Linked DNA regions of Mus musculus: regions 1 and 3 are each linked to region 2. A link is a loop called in an ENCODE intact Hi-C map of the cell type or tissue named here. Cell type or tissue: heart. All regions are shown on one strand.

Region 1 (2,500 bases), 88 kb after region 2:
AGATAAAGTTCTTTCTACACTTCACTCCCCCAACACACACACACATACACACACACACACACACACACACGCGCACACACACACACACACACACACACCTCCCCTCAAGTCCAGCACCCAAGGGATCCGGGCCCAGGTACTTCTCGGCTTTTCCTTCCCAAGTATCTTTTAACCCAAAGCCTTCAAACCCCAGATGCTGCAGCTCTACAGAGTACATAAGTGAAATCTGGGACTAGAGAATGTTCCCACCCCCCTCCTCTCTTGGGGGGGCGGGGTCCTGACATGAGTCCTTTGGTACCTCACTGTCTAACAACCCCACCCCTAGCCCCAGGTAGGGCCTGAGGAGTAGGCAGTTGGTACCCAAGTTCAGAAGAGCTCCCGACTGCATTTTCCTGTCTCAAAGGACTAGCCTCCCTCTCCTCCCAGGAGGAAACGTCCCAGACAGATACTGGGTCTCTCAGTGGATTGCTGCTCTTTGGAGCCTCCGTTTCCTAATCTGAAAAATGGGAGCAAAGCAGCCTTCACCCAGAATGGCAGTGAGTGAGTGGGGATGGTGAGCCAGGCTTCCTGCTTTGCTGAAGGTGGGCGACAAGCCAAGCGTTTCAGGGGTGGTAAAATGGCAAGTAGGGGCTGGGGAAGGGCCTTGAGTAGGGGGTCCCTCTTGAAGTCCTAGGGTGAGATGGGAAGCCTGGTCTTTCAGGCTTCCTGGAACAGAGATAACTACCTAGGTCTCTCAGGGCTCCTTGGTAGGAATTTTAGGTGATGTGACTGTCTGAGGGGCTAAAAGAGACATGCAGGTCTTAGCCCAGGCCTTGGATGCCACCAGTACTGAGTCCCTGGCCAGTGCAGACCTGAGAGGCCCCTCCCTGGACCTGCTGTGGTGGGTGATCTGAGGCCAAGCAGGCTGCGAGCTGGAGACATGACCTCCGGTGACCATGTTACAGTTCTTGATATTGAATAAACAAAGGGGCCCTGCCCTCATCCTGAAGGCTGTGTGTGGCCTTCTGTGGCCTGCATGGGTGCCACACACAGGCCAGGCAGGAGAACGTTGGGTGAGTGGGCAGGCAAGCATGGCAACCTCCACGGCTACCTGGTTCTTGGGCCCCTGGAAACACTAAGGACCTTCAGTAAGGTCCGGAACAGAAGGGTAGCAAGCAGTCTTTCCCTTTGCTTCTCTCTGAGAAGCGTCAGAGCCCAGTCGGAGGAGGCACCGAAGAAGGGAGAGATAGGGCACCTGGCTAGCCTTGGGTAGAGGAGGGATGTGTGACCTATGCATGGACGGCAGCCATGACAGGAGAACCACCTTGTCCTCTGTCCATGAAACAAAGCCGTGGGCCACTGAGTCTCCACAGAGAGACTGGGCCACACAGATGAAATGACAGGTGGGACAGACAGCTTCAGAAGGAAAGCTTTTCCTGGAAAAAAAAAAAAAACTATCAAGAAGAGCCCAGCCAAACCGCATTTGTCCACAGAGCAGTGTCAAGAGCTAAGCCAGCCCCAGCCCTGCCCGAGAGAGGCCTCTGCTAAAGCCTCTACAGGCACTTCCTCCTAAAGTCTAGGCTGACATCAGGCTAAGGTGTACTGCCCACAGAAGCCTTAGTTCAAATCCACCCTCCATCTTTGGGAGCATCTCCCTAGCCAACAGGGAGCAAGTGGGGGGCTTCGAAAGGGAAGAGCAGGTCAGTTTGCATATGGGAAACACTCATTTGTCAGGGGTTCCTCTGGGCTCCTCTACCAGATGAAGGCCTGCCAGAAAGAGGCTCTCCGTGGGGACCTTCTTCCCACCACAGAAGCACACGTACACTCGCGGCGTGAGTGCACACACACACACACACACACACACACACAGAGCAGTTATCTCCTCATCAAGTGTCTATTGGGTAAATGGTAATCACTCAGACCTAACCTAAAAGGCCAATGGGGGGGAGGTGGACCATGAGAGGCCACCCCTTTCTCCCCAGGCCCCTCTCCCAGGTCCCTACCTCCCAGAGGCCACCTTTTCTCATTCCTAAGACCCCAGAGATAAGATCCCCTCCGAACTCCTTCCACCCCATTATCTCTCAGTCAAACCCTGGGGGAGGGAGGGTGCTTCTGCACTTCCTTTCCCAAAGGTGTCCCCAAGACCTCACCCAGCTGTTTCCTAAGTGACAGAACAAACACGCAGGACAGACGCCCCTGGAGCATCCAGGTCGCCCCAGAGAAGGCTTTGAGGATGTCTGGGGACAACCTTGTGGGGAGGAAGTGGCAGCCTGGGTCTTGGTTCTTCCAGCTGTGCACAGTGTGAGAGTAAAAATGGCTGGCTCCTGCCTTAGTTTTCCCATCAATCAAATGGGAGACTGGGATCCTCCCAAGATTGCTTGAGGATCTGCGTGTCGTCCCCCCACCCTCACCCCCATGGAAAGGGACCTGCCAGGTGCATGGGGTACAGAGAACATCCTTGGTAAATGTTAGTTGCTATCTGGTTAACAGAAAACCCACCAAGAGGAAAACCCACCAAGAA
Region 2 (2,500 bases):
TGAGAATGTGGACACCTCAGGCTGCTGTGCCTTCAAGTTTAGAGGCTGGGCCAGGTTCTGTCTTGTGAGCCAGACAGTATGAAGTATCACTGTGTAGATTCCAGCACGCCCTGGACCAGGGCCTGGGCTCAAGCTGCAGCCCCACTAAGTCACTAAACAATTATGACCCTGGGCCGCAGTTTGCCCATCGATAAAATGGGATTGATAGGGGCCTGGGCAGATGGCTTAGTCGTAAAGTTTCTACAATACAAGCATGTAGGTAGGAGCTCTGATTCCCACAACCTACATAGAGAGCCTGGCATGAAGCAGTCGCCTGAGACCCCTGTGCTGGAGAAGCAGAGAGGGGTGAACTCGTGGAACTCAGTGGCTGCTCGGTCTCGCAACTGGTGAGCTCCAGGCTCAGTGACAGAACCCGCCTCAAAGAACAAGATGGAGGGAGAACAGAGAGGAAGCTCGGAGGCAGAGCTCTGGGTGCTCATCCAGAGTGTCTGGGTTCAGTGCCAGCATGCACACGGAGGGTCTGGACCACGGAGGGTCTGGACCACGGAGGATCTCAACTGACCTCACTCCGGTTCCAGGAGATCCAGTGCCTCCTCTGGCCTCTGTGAGCTCTGCCTGCACACAGACACACAACAGGCGAACACACCCATGCACATAAAACAAATGATAATGAGGAGGAGGAAGAGGAGGAGGAAGAGGGGGAGGGATGCAGCTCAAGCGGTGCAACGTTTGCCTAGTGTGCAGGGACCCCTGGGTTTGGTCCTCGGCTCTGTGTAAGTTAAACACGGCGAGCACGGTAGTGATCGCTGTCACCCCAGCACTCGGGAGGTAGAGGCTAGAGGATCAGAAGTTCAAGGCCATCCTTAGCTACATAGACATAGAAGCCTGGGCTACATGAGACACTATCTGAGAGAGAGAGAGAGAGAGAGAGAGAGAGAGAGAGAGGTGGAATACACCTGATGGGAGCTTTGATCTATACACCCACACATACACAGAGACACACAGACACACACAGACATAGAGACATATACACACATACACAGACACACAGACACATAGACACAGAGACACATACACACAGACACACAGAGACAGATAAAGACAGGCAGACATACACACACACACACACACACACACACACACACACACACACACACACACACAAAGGTGTTGGCAAGAGGAAATAGGTCAGCTGGTAGCACAGGGCAATGGTCCAGGTAGTCTATCTGGATGCTGGCTGCAGGCCTGCTAGCCTCTGTTCTCCCCTTCTGCATTGTCCTTGGACTCCCCAGAGCCAGGGCCTGCCCCCAAACATGCCTGCGGTGTATTTGTTCCCTCCCTGACTCACTTCCTTACTCCCCTCCCCACAACACATCCCACAATCCTGTGCCACCTTCTGCAGCCAGCTGAGCCCCACAGATGACTTGCCTAGCACAAACAGCACGGTCCCTCTGCTGCTGCTGCCACCAGTCCATCCCACACTCAGACTGGCTCTGGACAACCAGCACCATGAATGTCATACCCATGTCTTACCTGGGGCAGGCAGACAAGAGTCAGACATTCTTAGAGGTAACCATCAGGATGGGTTGTTCAGAGTCTGGCATAACCCTATACATTGCCACTGCGTGACAGATGCCAGCTATTTGAGATAGAATTGGTTGGATCCAGGGGCAGCCTGTGGGTGCAGTCTTTACCCTCACGGAACTCCAAGCACTGCATAAAATTCTTCTACTTAGGATCTCGTGTGGCCCTGAATGGCTTTGAACATGCACTGCAGCTGACGATGCCTTGAACTTCTCATCCTCCTGCCTCTGTCTTCCAGATGCCGGGCTGCAGCTTAAAGGTCCTAGTGAGGTCTCAACATTCTCAATGGCTTCTCAGCAAAAGGCCCCAAGCTCCCATGGTGCATCAGGCTCTGCCTTCAGCGGTGCTCTTCATTCAGCCCAGCTGCCTCTTCGGTTTTTGAGAATAAACCTGGGGAAGTTAATACGCAGTACTGGATCGGCTGGAGAGTCTGGATGCGTGAGAGTCAGGGCTCACTGAGCACACTGCTCTTCCACACTTCCTCCCCCAAGAATTTTTGTTCTGTTTATTTGTGACAAGGTCTCACGTAGCCCAGGCTGGACTGAAACTCACTGTGTATCTGAGGGTGGCTTTGAACTCCTGACCCTCCTGACTCCACCTGCCAAATGCTGAGACAGATGACAGGTGCATGTCGCCACACTTGGTTTATTTGCTTAAAAAAATTCTTTTTTAACCAGTTCATTCATCTACCCACATGGTGGTGGCTTTTAATACTCTCAAACATTACTGAGAGCCAGGGCTCTGTCAGTCTTCTGTGTGACTGTCCCTAACTGTCAGACTCCCCCACATGATGAGAGTATAGAGGACACTGGGGCATGGTGACTGGGTTATAATGCCTCCCCTATCAGCAAGAAGCTCAACTCTTCAAGACTCTCCACATTAGAGAAAATGGGGTCAGAGTAGGTTCCTGGCCACC
Region 3 (2,500 bases), 83 kb after region 2:
GAAAGAAGGCAAAGGGAAAAGCCATGTGACATCTCTATTAACCTTCCTCTGCTAACCAGAAAAGGCTGGAATGTGAAGGAGCCCCTTCCAAATTCTAAGGCGGGCCAGCTTACAGCTGCAGGCGCCTGCAGCCACGCTCTGTGGCGCACTCCCCAAAGGCCGTGTTTAAATTGTAACAGAACCTTTCCCGACCACTCCCCAGTGGTAGGGTCTGTTCGGAGGGCTAAAGGAGAGATCTTAACGCCAAACACTTGTCTCCAAAAAGGACAGCCAGATGGGGGTAAAGCGAAAAACCAAACTGCTAGGCCTCACTTCTGCTTAGCAGAACAAGTTAACAAAAGCCACTTTTATGCGCTGGCTACAATAATGACAGGGTTCTCTTTCTAACTCAGCTTCGAAGATTAAACAAATTTCATTCCTTCCTAACCTGGCTGAGGGATAAACGGGAGTCACACACACCCTCCCTAAGACAGTTGGCTTTCTAGAAGATTCTGAACAGGGTTGTTCGGTTTCTCCCCCGCCCCCAAAAAAAAAGAGTAGCTGGGGTTAATGGCGAGACTCGGTCTCTGCAGGATCAACTTTGCCTGGGGACTGTTTGAGAGAGTGTGGCCTGTTTTGAATTCCAAAATGAAGTCTACCCAGAGGAGTAGGGGGCTTGTTAATCCAAACCAGTTTACAGATCTTGCCATTGAACTTTGGGGCCAGAGCCAGGAGGATGGGTGTCCCACGCAAGCCGCAAGTCTCTGGCTTTCCCAGGGACTTTATGGTTCAGGCTGGTCTTGTCATCTGGGACAGTCAAGTCTTCACACGTAGCACCTGGTTTTGTTGTAAATTTCCCTCTAGTGTAGATCCCACTAGGCCTGGCAAACTGCTCAAATTCCAGGGAGAACAACTTATAAGAACAAAAACCAGTTTGGCTGCAGACAGGACAATAAAGGTCTGCAAAAGCCCTCAGGGTTGAAGCAGGAGTCCCCAGGCAGGCAAAACTGAGGGGGACCGGTGGCGGAGGTGTGCCGCAGTCTGTCTCTGCCACCAACACCAAATGCTCTTAGGGTGACAATGGGGCAGTTTGACAGGAACGTTTTTTCTCATTCGGGAGCAAAGGGTAAGAGTGAACTTGGCATTCTAAAAATCTTGTCTATTTCTGATCTGACCATGCTTTCTCAGCAGACTCAGTGTGGGAATAAGTTTCCAGTCACTACCCGCTTCTCCAGCCCAGCTGCCATCCCCCAAGTCACACCAGCAGGAGTAGGAGGTTCCTGCCTGTGCTGTGGCCCAGCAGAGATTAAAGATGCACCTACAGGAAGCTCTTAGCAGCTACAGTCCTGGGCTTCCCCTAATTACCTCTAGTTTAGCGACAGAGAGAGAAAGAAAACAAGACCCAGTTCATGGGTTCTGTTAAAAGCCACTCTGCTATCTAATTAGGAGTGATGATCCAGAGAGCCAGGCCTGAGAAAGTCAGGACGGTCCCACAAAAGCCCAAAGCCAGCCTCGCTGATTGAGAGGCTCAGACAAGCTAGGCTTTGTCCTTTCAACATGAAAGAAAGAACGGACTGAAAGGTGTGTGTGCAGCCAGAGGAAGCCACCCAGCTGTGGCCTCCCCAGCATGCCCCAGCTTGTACCCAAGGCCAGGGGGGGAGCAACCGCCCCCGCCAGGTTCCCAGCAGGGCCCTGGGAGCCGCCCTGGAAGCCACCTGGCCCTTTGGGATGCAGGCGGCCAGCTGGGGCCATACTGCCAGACCTGAAACACAGAGACTGGCACCAAAGTCAGGGATTATCTATTGCTGCTTGATGAGCCAGGCAAGGCGCTGAATTGTCAGCTAGGACCCACTGCCTTGCTGGAGATCACAGGAGAGAGCAGGAGAGGCCATAAGCTCTGACCCTCACGCAGGGAGAGGGCCTTGTTAAGCCTGGCTTCGGGATGGCCTCACAGATCCATGCTGACCACATGCTGCTAAGCATCTATTGAGGACTCTACTTTAGTTTAAGGTGATAAATCCACATATTAAAAAAAAGAACGGACACAGTGAAAGGCACCCTCCATCTGCCAGCAACCTAAGCCCTACCCCCAGGAAAATCTCTCTGCGATTGGCCTTTCCTTCCCTCAGGACCTAGAGGCCTTTCCAAAGCAGGGCCTCTTCTTAACAAGTGTCTAAGGAGAATTAGAATTTGCTCTATATTATTTTGGCAGCTCTATCACCAGCTTTTACACCCTGACCCTTGAGTCATTATTTTATATTTTTGACCTTTAATGGAGCCAGACAATATCTCCCAGAAGCTCCAGGGCTTTTTATCTAGAGCTGAGAGGATTAACTGGGACCCTGTCTTCACGGAGATCCCTTCCGAGCCCCGGGTGCCCAGCGAGGGAGGGGTGGTCTTCAAGCTTCATTATTTCCAAGTTGACACGGCGGGAGCCCATGGTGCGTTTGGTGTCTTGACCTGGGGTTTTCTCAGCAACTTCCACAAGCAGAATAAAAGCGACACAGGAAACGGCACTATC

Evidence for each region. A loop is a pair of places that touch in the nucleus more often than their neighbours do. Peaks named below come from ENCODE experiments on the same cell type or tissue, not always from the same donor. Only the 100,000 strongest peaks of a DNase experiment are listed, where the experiment ranks them.
Region 1: a loop joins it to region 2, with 2.6 times the contacts of the local background. A loop is called at or near these places in 5 of 42 quality-filtered maps.
Region 3: it touches region 2 in a loop (1.9-fold over the local background); 5 of 42 quality-filtered maps call a loop at or near these places.

What each region holds. Positions count from the first base shown.
Region 1 is chr2:172,941,115-172,943,614 of GRCm38, forward strand. No RefSeq gene overlaps it. Among named protein-coding and RNA genes, the nearest start is that of Bmp7, 2.0 kb to the left of the region's middle. In heart, no CTCF peak of the experiment used is centred here; no DNase peak of the experiment used is centred here; H3K4me3 peaks cover 326 bases; H3K27ac peaks cover 462 bases; H3K27me3 peaks cover 2,410 bases.
Region 2 is chr2:172,853,078-172,855,577 of GRCm38, forward strand. Gm36254 (a long non-coding RNA gene) reads right to left here. Exons shown (of 4, transcript XR_375354.4): 2 at 1,534-1,974. Among named protein-coding and RNA genes, the nearest start is that of 1700055K11Rik, 6.0 kb to the right of the region's middle. In heart, no CTCF peak of the experiment used is centred here; a DNase peak (open chromatin) is centred at 1,234; H3K27ac peaks cover 1,624 bases; H3K27me3 peaks cover 416 bases.
Region 3 is chr2:172,936,230-172,938,729 of GRCm38, forward strand. All of the region lies in intron 1 of Bmp7 (bone morphogenetic protein 7), which reads right to left. Gm40010 (a long non-coding RNA gene) reads right to left here. Exons shown (of 3, transcript XR_867069.2): 1 at 1-2,500. Among named protein-coding and RNA genes, the nearest start is that of Gm40010, 2.2 kb to the right of the region's middle. In heart, no CTCF peak of the experiment used is centred here; no DNase peak of the experiment used is centred here; H3K4me3 peaks cover 2,500 bases; H3K27ac peaks cover 2,500 bases; H3K27me3 peaks cover 1,257 bases.